Regions from separate parts of the Homo sapiens genome. Here all the other regions are linked to region 2. A link is a contact called in ENCODE Hi-C data. All regions are on one chromosome and are shown on one strand. Each heading gives the region's core, a stretch centred on a gene start or an enhancer-like site at or near the end of the contact. The rest is flanking DNA. Distances are from core to core; before and after follow the strand shown.

Region 1 (3,140 bases), core at 394-2,893, 1.3 Mb before region 2:
CAGGACTCACCTCTCCTGGCAGGGCTGTCTTCATAAGGGATGATTTGCTTGACCAAAACAAACTCACTTGCGCTAACTTAAACACAGGGAAAGCAATCCTGAGGAGTTAGGTTATCTTGCAGGTCACAAGGACAAGAATTCATCTGGGTATCCTCTAGTTTAAGACTAGAAATTCCTCACAACAGACTGGTGCTGGGAATTGGAAAGCTGGCAGGAAGCAAATGGGCTCTTCCTCCTCTCTCTTTGGGTTCTTAAGGAGCACTTTTCTCCTTCTCTGCTTCATTTGCCTGCTTTTTGCTGTAGACCAGCCCCCAGCTCTCTGTTTGCACACCAGAACATGTGACTCCCAAATGCCTCCCCAGCACGGCCACCCCAACCACCCCAGCACAGGCAGCTCCAGCCCAAGTCTATGCACCTTAAAGGTTTAGTCCACGAAGCGACTTGATTTGTAAGTCTGAGCCCTAAGGCCAGGTCACTGGGAGGGAAATCCCATTGGCCCTGCTTGGTCAGGGGGTCACAACCTGGCTACAGATGACTCACTGGGGACTCTGGGAATAATCTCTCTCAAAAGGTAAAGTGGACAGGGACAGAGAAGATGATTAAGAAAGGAATAGAAATCCAGGGGAGGCCAGGCGCGGTAGCTCACACCTGTAATCCCAGCACTTTGGGAGGCGAGATGGGCAGATCACTTGAGGTCAGGAGTTCGAGACCAGCCTGGCCAGCGTGGTGAAACCCCCATCTCTACTAAAAATACAAAAATTAGCTGGGTGTGGTGGTACATGCCTGTAATCCCAGCTAGTGGGGAGACTGACTCAGGAGAATAGTTTGAACCCGGGAGGCAGAGGTTGCAGTGAGCCAAGATCACGCTACTGCACTCCAGCCTGGGCAACAGAGCGAGACTCCATCTAAAAAAAAAAAAAAAAAAAAAAAGAAGAAAGAAAGAAAGGCAGGGGAAAATTGAAAATTATGACAGAGGAAACAATGAGGTGAAAGAAAGGCCCAGTGTCTCAGATCGCCCTGGCTGTCCCCTGAGTTGAGGACACATCTCTTTCCTCCTTCTAAGAAGAGGCCTTGTCACTTTGTTCTTGCTGGCAGAGCTGGAAAGGCTTGAAGGAGACCACCCAGTGAGGTCACCACACAGTCCTCTTTGCTGCCCCCCATCCTCCCTGCTTTATGGTACCCAAGTCAGGGCTGCTGACCAACCACTGAGTGTCTTGACAAGTCTCAGAGAAGAGATGGACAAGGTACAAAAGTCCTCCGGCTGTTCGGCTGGGAATGGGCTCCCTAATTATGTTCTCAGCCCATACGCCCTGTGGCCACAGCTTCCAGTTAACTAGCAGCAGCCAGAGGGGTGGGGCAGGGGCAGACAGACCAGGTTCCAGGTAATTGTGGCCAAGCCGGAGCTGAACACAGAATGTGGAGGGTGTGCTGGCTTCTGGACACCCCAGATTATGGCTCTGGTGTTGTGTCTATATGATGCAACCAGGGTGTGTATCTTCCCCCCAGGGAAAGGCCCTCCCCACTCCAACCACCACCACAGGTGGTGTGGAGAACTTGCTAGATGCACGCAGTATCTTCTTCCTCCTTCTCAGGGGCCCTGCTGAGCCCAGAAGACCTAATTATATTTAGCGGGTTGCAGTTTAGGACTTGCGGTTAGGCAGGAAAGTGTGTGATTCTCCAAGTGTGGTTCCCCCTAATACCTGCATCTGAATCCCCTGGGGAGCTTATAAAAATGCAGCTTTCTGGGCCCCACCTTTGACCTATAGAATCAGAATCTCTGGATTGGTGGGGCCCAGGAGTCTGTACTTTAATAAACTTACTCTCTCCCCTCTGCTGCACATCAATCGTGTGCACACCAGTGATTCTGTTGTACTCAAAAGTTTAAGGACCGAAAATCACTGGCACAGTGGTTAAAAGCTTGGTGTCTAAACTTGGAGCCTGACTCTCTTATTAGCTGGCCCTGTGGCCAAATTAGTTACGATGCTTCATCTCAGTTCCCTCACCTGTAAAATGGGCATAAACACAGCATGCATGTCATAGAGTTACTGGAAGCACTCAGTGCCCTTAGCTGTAAATAGTGAGCACTGCCTAATGATAGCTGTCATGCTTTGTTGTGGTGGAGGACAGAGAGGATATGAAAGCTGTGAAGGCCAAAGACTAGAAGCCAACCCAGACTTAAGTCTAGAGCTGGCGGACTGGGGTGCCAGGGAAGAATGATCTCTGAGCAGAGCACAGCAAAGATGAGATGTCATCCAGGGCAAGGCCCAGAGGAGGTCACGTGCTGTAAAGTCCCTGCAGTGAGACAGCATGGGGCACCTAGGGACGAGAGCCAGACACAGTCAAGGGCAAGAAAGACAGGTAGGCAGGAGCCAGACTGGGAGAGGCCTGGTAGACCAAGGCGTGGGCACTTGATCCTGTGAATGATGAAGGGTCATGTAGGTTACATTTGCACACTGTTACACCTTTAGACACGGGCACCTGAGGTTCTTGCTTAGGGTGTGATTTATAGGGCTCTACCCTGGAGCCCACTGCCTCCCCGACAACCTGGTTGAGGAGTGGTGATACCTAAGGATTCGCCACCTGGAACCTACATCCACTTCTTTATGCATCATGCTTTACATACTTGGAACTCCTGCTCCAAACATCCTGAGCCTACCTTTAGGGTCTGTGCACACCTCTTTCTCTTGTCCCTCTTCCTTCTCCAGGGAGGCTGCTACAGCTTTTGTCCAGCAGGCCAATCTGAGAGGCAACCGTGTGTGTACAGGAGGGGTGGGCAACTCTTGGACTTGCAGTCTGTGGGGTCCACATGCGTGGGGCTGGAGATGGGCCTTGCACCCTCCTTTGTGCTCTTCTCCCAGGTTGCAGTAGGTATCGGGGCAGGACTGCTGCAGATTTGCTCTCTGGCTTGCCAGAAGGGAATGGACTAGGCGAGGCCTCCAGACTCAAGGCCTGCAGACCTGTTATGAGCCTGTTGCCAAAATCCCAGCCAAAGAAAATGGTGGCTTCTGGCTAAGTTGTGGTGGCTAGGAGTGGGGGAAGGTGACTGATTCAAGAACTATTCAGTAGGTGGCCTCATACTGTTCCCTGTCTTGTCTTTGACTGCTCATGGGAACCAATCCACCATTCCACAGGGAGGAGGA
Region 2 (2,894 bases), core at 292-2,791:
CTAGCTTCCTGTTGCCTGTCTCCTCCCTCTCCAGGCCGACAGAGGTTTCTCAAGACATTCTGAAGGCTCCCAAATCTGCCACTCCCCAGTCTTCTCCCTCTCCCTCCTTTTGCTGACACGTTCCTCCATAGAGCAGTCTACACTTAACTTCTCTTCTTTCTCACCTCCACCCATTCTCTTTGGTTTGCCCTCTGCAATCCTTCCTCCATAGCCGAACACACACTACTATAGCTGTCCCATCTGGGGTCATAATGACCTCCCAATTGCCGCAACCAAGAGCTTGTTGTAAGTCCTCCATTCAAACTATCTAAATAGGAGGACGTGGAGGTCCATAGTTCAAGATTTACCTCCACTGGCTTTAGAGATAATTCAGTTGCAGTCCAAAAAGATTACTTACCGGCGGAACTGAGATGTGGCCCCAGCCTTCTGTTAACCATGTTGATGTTCTTTCTCCTAAAGACCACCACCTGCCTTGACCTTCCCTGTAACACCTGACCCTGTTGACTCTACACTCCTTCTTAACTCTTCCCTGGTCCTTTCATAGTATACATTCCTCATCTACCCAGATCCCTCTGGTAATGCCTGCTAGCTCCTTTTCCTCTTGCATTCTACATAAATATAGATATGCCCTAAATATCATAGCTTTTCCAGTAGTAAGGATCATATCTAGCACACACATTTTCTTCTTCCCACCTCTCTTCTGTCTCCATATACTGCCAGTGGGAGTTCAACCTATTAGAAATGCCCTCTGACAACCAAAAACATCCTTCTCTTTCATCACCCGTAAATAAGCACCTACCATGTGAGATTCAGCACAGGAGGGGAATCTGGGATCAGACTGCCTAATTTCAAATCCCAGCTCAGCTTCTTTAGCACATGCCATTGTGACCTGGCAAGATTCTTCCCAAGTCTTCATTTTTTCTTCTAACCACCTACGATTGTTGTGAAGACTAATGAGAAATTACTCATACAGAGTTACTCAGTGAAGTGGCTGGCTTGCAGCATTAATGGTAAATGCTCAGTAGATTTTAGTTTTCTTCCTTTCTTTTTTACATTTTCACTTTTAATGTTTGCTAGGGATGATGCTGAACCCTAGTTCCATCCCTTGTATAGCTCAGCGTCTGGTGTAATTAAACTTTAGATGTGCCACAGCAGCTGTCTGCAGAGTAGATGGGGAGAAAGGAGTGAAGAGTTAATTCTACTTAGGGCATCAGAAAAACCTTCATTTGAAGAGCTAAACACTAATCTCAATCTTGTTTTTTTTTCCTGGGGACTAAGCTGCTATACAGACCACATGTAAACTTTATTTAATAGAAGCTTCACAAGTGAGCAATATCATGGCAAGAAAAAAACATTTAGAACAGAATTGTTCAGACATTGGGGTGCATTTAGCTACTAGGGTGGGCAAGAAACATAGGCCAGAATAATTTGTGGCTACCCCTGAGGATATTCACAGTATGTAACACCTCAAGCCAGAGAAGCCATGGAAACACCTGGTGTGATACATCTGTACTTGTGGCACGAAAGTCAGGACAGGCACCTTTTATATTTAAAACCAGTCACCATGACTACCACAACCCAGTTTCTCATGCTACCACAAACCTTCTATTTCTCACTGCAATGTGGTGTGTGGCATGGTTGGAGTCACAAGACTGATTTTCATGGGACTTTGAACCTCTGATTCTTATGTTTCTTTGAGTTTCATTTTAAGCCTGGTCTTTGCAGAGAAAGGGGGAAGAAATCACAGATAATTAAAGCATAAAATATTCTCATTTCATGGTGGGGCTAACAAGTGAAACTACAAGTAATGATGTAATCCAACTTGTCAAAAAGGGAAATGAAAAGAGGAGACAGAAGGCAGGACAGAGCCTTGGGACCCAGCGTGCCATGTCATCTTCTAATTAACTAACTGATCCTTTAAACTGTCAAACTCGGCGAGGAACTCCATGGCCTGGCATCTGATTAATATTCATATTCGGGCACTGGATGCTCTGATTTAAGTCCCAACGGCTGTAGTTAAACATCAGTCTTTAAAAAAAAAAAGAGAGAGAGGGAAATAAAAACCTGCCTGGTGAACCAAAGTCTCCAGGTTTTACATTCATAGGGAAATGAGGGAAGGCCACACTGAGTTCCATAATCCACAGTGCGAGCAAATCCTCCGTGGATGCATATTGATTTCTGAATCATGATGAGGACTTGTATATTGAACAAATAATTATTTTGCTTCTTTCTACTGGCAGCCACATTGTTAATCATATCCCACGCCTCACTGTTAAATAAGCGAACAACGCGTGTAAAATTACATAGCATTCGGTAATATAATCAAGCTTTTAATTTCAAACAAAAATAATTGAATATGTAATTTAATTAAAACAGGCTAGAATCCATCATTCAGTTAAACTGTAATAAGTGGCAGCCTGGACTTTTATTCTTATGGCACAGGCTGCAAAAGAATATATTGCCTCCCTTAAATTGACTTCTCGACTAAAAAATGCTTCAGTCTGGGGTGTAAGAAAAGCCTGTTCTAACTGCATGCTTTACGTAGATGAGGCAATTGACTTAAAAAACTCAAACCAGCACCCCTAGACAGAGTCTCAGTCTGATTCACACTCCCAACCACCAACAGCTGGGCAGCACACGCCATAGGTACCTCCTCTGGAGGACGATGATGAGAAGGGTCCTTAGGAGGCACTGGATGGACTGTGCCTTTTCCTTTACTCTCAGTTCTCTTTTTATTAATTAAAGACCTCTGAAGGAAGAAAATAAGTCAGCCCAGTTCCACTGCAAGTTCTAACAGCATTGGTTTTTGGAAAATGTTTCCTAAGATATTTTTATATTTAATGTGAGAGAGGCTTCCCTCTCATGATGCCAGTCCATTCTACATTACTGTGTTC
Region 3 (2,993 bases), core at 69-2,568, 1.4 Mb before region 2:
CAAAGTTTTATGTCTATCTCAACTGCATTGACCCATTCTTAAAAACTCCCAACCCATTACAGCAATCAACCTGAATCCAAAATCTCATCTAAGTCTTATCAGGTCAAAAGTTTCATTTCTCATCACATAAATCATCGAATATAGGCATGGGTGAAGCTCTGGGTATAGTCCAGTGTGTGGCACAATTTCTCTCTATCTGTGGACCTATGAAGCTAGCAAAGAAATTATCTGCTCCCAAAATACAAAATGAAACACACTCCACCAGGGTAACAGCACTCCCATTCAAAACGAGAGAAGAAGGAAAGAAAAAAAAGAGTCCCTGGTCCCAAATGTTTTCTAAATCCAACCAGAAAAACTCCATTAGGTTTCAAGGCATGGCTCTCAGCTCTGCCTTCAGAGCCTATAAGGTCTGCTCTCACAGTCATCTTTCCTTCTTCATAAAGGGTAATACTTGTTTGCAGCTGTAGTTTCACCCACCTGTTTCCTGTCTGTAGAATTTTGGTGATCTGACAACCTTCTTTCATTTTGTTCTCTCTGTCCCTTTCAGGTCAAGCTGGCAGTGTTTTGGGGCACATACCATTCTTAAAAGCCTTGTGAGTTTCCTGCATATGTCACATGGACTCACTCCATTTGACCATCAGGCCAAATCAAACCTATTGCCTCTTTTTGTAAATGAAGTTTTATTGCAACACAGACACACCTACCTGTTCATTTACATATTGTTGATGGCTATTTACATGATATAACAGAGTGAAGGGTTGCAACAGAGACAGTGTGGCTCAAAAGCTGAGACTATTTACTATCTAACCCTTTTCAGAAAATGTTTGCTGATGACTGGCCCAGAGCCAAAACCCAAATAAGTAGTAGCGTTTAAACAAATGACAGGCTTGGGTGGGTTGCAAAAGCGGGGCCGCTTGGAGGTAGTGAATATTTCAGATGTTGTGCGGGAGGTGTGAGGAGAAAAGTGAGAAGCGGTGAGGGACGAAGGAAGAGGAAGTGAGAGCCATGGACTTCAGAAGTAAACTTGAACTTCTTGGCAAGTTACCTTGGAAGCCTGGGGCCAGGGTCATTAAGCAGCAAGATTACCATGAAGGAAAAGAGTGAACCAAAAGAAAGTAAGGGGAGAAATTCAAACTGGGCTCAATTGTGACAGAAAAGAAAAATCACACCTAGAGCAGTACACTGAGTCCCTTAGTATGCAAGAACCACATTGCCTCCTCCTCATCCTCCCTCTGAAAAGAAGCCCGCTGTGCACACCTATGGGACAGCCTTTGCTTAATTCTATGTGCCAGCGGCAGCTTCCCAGTAAGCCTTCTCCCCTTTGCTTTTGCTCCGTGGAAATGAGAACACGCCAAGGGTGACGTTTGTGTGTGGGTTTTGGCGCTTTCACAAAAAGCTTCATTAGCCTTATTTAGAATATGATTGCTCCTTCAATCCCTGTGCATAAATGGATTTCAGGTGACCATGCCTGTCACAGGCCCCTGCTCGCCTGGTTACTGGCTTGAGGTATTCTTTGGTTTAAACAAAGCAGGACAAATAAAGAGCAAAGACCCACTCAGGGCCCTAGATGTTCATAGAAACTGATTTCCCCTTAAAAAAACAGCTCACTGTGGGAGTTGTAAATAGGAAGAAATGAACCATTTAAGAGAGTCTTTGAGACTACTGCCTGTTGGAATGGAACCAGTTTGGGGTTTGGGGTGGAGGTGGCATGTCAAATTTGTGGTTACTTCCTAAACACACACAAACTGTTTCAATATCTGATTTGAATATGCTACAACTGCCCCCTGCCAAAACCCTGCCCAGCAGTCTTTCTCCCCACAAACAGCTAAGCCAAGAACCCCAGGACAATTTGCTGTCTGTGCTGATAGACTATCTGGGGTTTCTAAAGCAGGCGATGTATTCTATTTCAGGAAATCAGACCAAATAAAAATCATTCCAATTAAAAAGTGCCACTGGGCAAGTAGAACAGCAAGTGCCCACCTCACACAAAACAGACCAACCACAAAGTGCAGGCTTTCATATATGTTGTTGATGGCAGAGTCACTGCCTTAGAGCCTCGAGTTTATTCAATGGGATAAAAGTTGCCTGGTAAATTGGGCTGAGAGGATTTTTTCCCAGAAGGCCATCACAAGGCATTTTGATGTACTTATCATTTACAAGAGCCTAGAGGAATCTAAAAGTGATTTTGATTTCAAATACTATAGAACCCAGTTATTATATAGCTTATTAATACTGAGCTTCAAATAACCATCAGATATATTCTGAGACACACACATATGCACACACATACACATACACACACATACACACACACACACCCTCTGTACAGGCTTGTAATATGAGGCCTGTGATGGTGATGTCTCATGTTATTTAGGGAGTCGGGTTCTAAATTTCTACAAAGATGAAAATTGTGTACAGTTAAAGGTGCATTTGGAAAATCCCTTCAAATGCCCACTAGCACAGTGAGGTGCTTGCACCGTGAGAGGTAGGAAGTAAATCTGATTACTTCAGCTCTCACATGCCCCTTGCAGGTGAGGATGGGCAGAACCAACACCATGTCAGCCCTCTTTTTCACTCTTCTTGCTGAGGGCATGGAGATGAATTCACTTTAGTTAACTGTATAGGTTATATAATTTCACCTTGATCAGCTCACCCCCAGGAGGGTTAGTCCTGTCTACAAATACAAAAGCCACTCGTGTCTTTTTTGTAGGAAAAATTCCTCACTACCTGGTAAGGAAGACCCTCCATTGTCTCAGCCACTAAAAACACTCCCAGTGTCTTCCATCCCTTTTTCTTCCCCTTTCTCTCCTAAAAAGACTGACTTTGGCTTTTGAAAATTGGTTAAACCTTCTCTCTCTCCCTCTTTTCTCTCTTTCTCATTAGCATTTCTAAGTGTAATGTTCAAAGCTTCCAATGGGGACAATGCCCTGAAATTTCAGACAGCTCCAAAGGACTCCTTCCCACGCTGATGTAGGCACTTGAGTTTTGAATTA
Region 4 (2,881 bases), core at 342-2,841, 1.5 Mb before region 2:
AGAAAGACCCTGTCTCAAAAAAGAGAAAGAGCTCTTGAGGACATGCCCAAAGATGGGGCCTTGTTGACGAAGAGCTCAAAGGAGCCTGGCTAGAGTTTGGTCAAGGAGAGAGTTTTTGACACCACCTGCTTGAGCACGACCCAACAGCTCTTGCCCCATGCCTGACTTTGCCTCCTATGCTGAGGACTCTCTTCTTCTCTCCTGCCCTAAGGCATCTCTGTTGCTGCTGAGACACCAGGTGGCCTAGACCCCAACATGTGTGACCTGGAAGTGAGCAGGGTGGTTAACACTTTGATCAGTGAGGGACAGAAGCTGGTCAAATGATAAATTGGGAGAACTTATTGGAAAGGATAAACTCTGATACTGTCCTCCCAATGAGCGCACACTGTCCTAAGATGTGTGTACAACCTGTCGGAGGACAGTGACAAATTGGAGCAATCGATCGCTTTCCATGCCAACTTGGCATGCACCTTCTTATATTTGCTGTCATTCATTCCTGACCTCATTCCTGTTTCCCCTCACTCTATCATCCCTGGGACTGCACTTCCCAATAAAATATTAGTGTATAATCATTTGCCTCCAGCTCTGTTTTCTAGAGAATCTAGGCTGAGACAACTAGCACTGTGATGCCCAGAGGAGACTGGGATTCAAAGAATATTATGTTTGAAGACCTTTATGCTCAGTAGAATCCTTACGTGATGCAAGATTAAGTTAGGATTAATATCCGGATCATGCTTGAGGCTAGCTCTGTTTTAAGAAGGCTTTCACAGGGAGCCCCTCTCTTGCTCTTGACATTTAGAAGTATGGGAAGGTACAGTCCTTTTCCTGAGCTGTCTGACTTTTAGCTGCCAGACACACCTGTAGCAGCCGCCAGATGATGCAGGCTCTTCCTCCTTAGTAACCATCTGTCTACAATGATGGGCAGCCTCAAGGGAGGGTCTCCTCTACCATCTCCCTCTCGTTTCTTCTCCTTGGTCTCTCAACCCCTCTGAATAGCTGAATACCTCCCCTCTTTATATCTTAGCTTTCTGTGGACCAAAACCCAGAAAGGCAAGGGGCTGTGCACCCAGGCGCATAGTTACAATCTGACACCCAATAGATACTTTACGTTCCAGGATGTATCAAAAGCAGGTGGCAGTGGGCGCGGTGGCTCACGCCTGTAATCTCAGCACTTTGGGAGGCCGAGGTGGGTGGATCACTTGTCAGGAGTTCAAGACCAGCCTGGCCAACATGGTGAAACCCCATCTCTACTAAAAATACAAAAATTAGCTGGGCCTGGTGGTGGGTGCCTATAATCCCAGCTACTTGGGAGGCTGAGACAAGAACTGCTTGAACCCGGGATGCAGAGGTTACGGTGAGCCGAGATGGTGCTACTGCACTCCAGCCTAAGCAACAGAGCAAGGTTCTGTCTCAAAAAAAAAAAAAAAAAAATACATGTGGCAAATAAGCACATGAGAACAGTTTTGACATCATTAGTTATTAGGGAGACTCAAGTTAAAACCACAATGAGCTACCAAAAAAAAAAAAAAAAAAAAAGAAAGAACAAAAGCATGTGCAAATCTGTCAAAATCATGATATGAAAATGTGTACACAACATAATGCAGTGTGCCAGCATTCACTGAGATTTCAAAGTCAATTCAAGCAATAGCTATCAGCGCTGGTCCTGTGCTAATCTTAAAATGGCACAAGGCAGTTACGGTCACAGGTGCTTCCCACACACCAGGCATGTACCGAACGTTTCATGTAAGTGTTTCATTTTGAATCAAAACCTTGTGAGGTAGACTATTATTATCTCTAATTTACAAAGGAGGCAAATGAGCTTCAGAGAGAAAAGGAACTTGCCAGAATCTCACAACTGGCTGAACCAAAATTCGGATCCAGGACTTTCTAACTGCAAAGCCCACAATCATAAGCCTTGTGCTTCCCCCATATCCTGTTGGCCCTGACTTCCTTACACGCCTACGAAGTCCTCTGTGATCTCTGCCTGAGGGTTTTCTCCTCTGCACACATGTTGGGCTGCAAGTGCTCAGGAGTTGATACTCCCAAGAGCAGCCCCAGCTGATGATGAATGAGCATTGGAGGGTAAGCATCAGCTTCCTTGCCCCTTGCGGGCCTTAACCCTGGTAGGTTCTGCACAGTCTTCTGAAGGTTCCCAGTTGTCTGCAGTGAAAACCCACTCAGCAACACACAAAATTGGCTTCCTTCTCTTCCCTGTCTCATTTCCCAACTCCCCTAGTGGGATCACTTTCCAAATCAACAGTGTGTACTGAAACTCCTGTCTCAGAGTCTGCTGCTCGGGGGCGGGTGGGGTGGAAGATAGACTCGGTGGGAGGTAGGGTTCCTTATTCTGGAAGAACTTACATATTCTTATGGAGAAAACACACACACACACACACACACACACACACACACACACACACACACGCATGCACAGAGAAGTAGAGAAATAACAAAGACTGTCTCCTGAAGGTAGAACTGCGTGGTATCATGTATCAAAGATAGAATGGGCCTGATGGTACAAAGTGAAGGCAGCTGCACCTGATGACCCCTCACTTTTTTTTTTTTTTTTTTTTTTTGAGACAGGGTTTCACTCTGTCACCCAGGCTGGAGTGCAGTGGTGCTATCTCAGCTTACTGCAACATCTGCCTCCCTGGTTCAAGTAATTCTCCTGCCTCAGCCTCCCACGTAGCTGAGTTTACAGGTGTGCACCACCACACCTGGCTAGTTTTTGTATTTTTAGTAGAGACAGGGTTTTACCATGTTGTCCAGACTGATCTCAAACTCTCGACCTAAGGTGATCCTCCCACCTCAGCCTCCCAAAGTGCTGGAATTACAGGTGTGAGCCACCATGCCTAGTCGACCCCTGATGTTTTGACTGAAA

Evidence for each region. Hi-C counts contacts between places; a loop is a spot of excess contacts on that map. Pooled maps may share reads with other maps.
Region 1: a loop to region 2 is called in a map with no recorded cell type, with 13 times the contacts of the local background. The contact joins two enhancer-like sites. A Hi-C loop is called at or near these places in 1 of 168 maps with a recorded cell type or tissue (transverse colon), 9 of 37 single-sample maps with no recorded cell type and 6 of 50 pooled maps.
Region 3: a map with no recorded cell type shows a loop between it and region 2 (27-fold over the local background). The contact joins two enhancer-like sites. A Hi-C loop is called at or near these places in 2 of 37 single-sample maps with no recorded cell type and 4 of 50 pooled maps.
Region 4: a loop to region 2 is called in a pooled map, with 21 times the contacts of the local background. The contact joins two enhancer-like sites. A Hi-C loop is called at or near these places in 6 of 37 single-sample maps with no recorded cell type and 5 of 50 pooled maps.

What each region holds. Positions count from the first base shown.
Region 1 is chr3:72,162,493-72,165,632 of GRCh38, forward strand. All of the region lies in intron 2 of LINC00870 (long intergenic non-protein coding RNA 870), which reads left to right. Among named protein-coding and RNA genes, the nearest start is that of LINC00870, 13 kb to the left of the region's middle. RefSeq lists enhancers at 252-301, 322-421, 1,422-1,691, 2,202-2,311. Within about 2 kb of position 1,644, at least 4 of the 41 ENCODE cell types and tissues checked have a DNase peak (open chromatin) inside an H3K27ac peak, as active enhancers do.
Region 2 is chr3:73,447,335-73,450,228 of GRCh38, forward strand. The region is part of intron 3 of PDZRN3 (PDZ domain containing ring finger 3); the gene reads right to left. Among named protein-coding and RNA genes, the nearest start is that of PDZRN3-AS1, 170 kb to the right of the region's middle. RefSeq lists an enhancer at 1,664-1,733. Within about 2 kb of position 1,542, at least 3 of the 41 ENCODE cell types and tissues checked have a DNase peak (open chromatin) inside an H3K27ac peak, as active enhancers do.
Region 3 is chr3:72,077,178-72,080,170 of GRCh38, forward strand. The region is part of intron 2 of LINC00877 (long intergenic non-protein coding RNA 877); the gene reads right to left. Among named protein-coding and RNA genes, the nearest start is that of LINC00877, 22 kb to the right of the region's middle. RefSeq lists enhancers at 1,022-1,111, 1,182-1,311, 1,432-1,481. Within about 2 kb of position 1,319, at least 3 of the 41 ENCODE cell types and tissues checked have a DNase peak (open chromatin) inside an H3K27ac peak, as active enhancers do.
Region 4 is chr3:71,983,485-71,986,365 of GRCh38, forward strand. No RefSeq gene overlaps it. Among named protein-coding and RNA genes, the nearest start is that of LINC00877, 120 kb to the right of the region's middle. Within about 2 kb of position 1,592, at least 2 of the 41 ENCODE cell types and tissues checked have a DNase peak (open chromatin) inside an H3K27ac peak, as active enhancers do.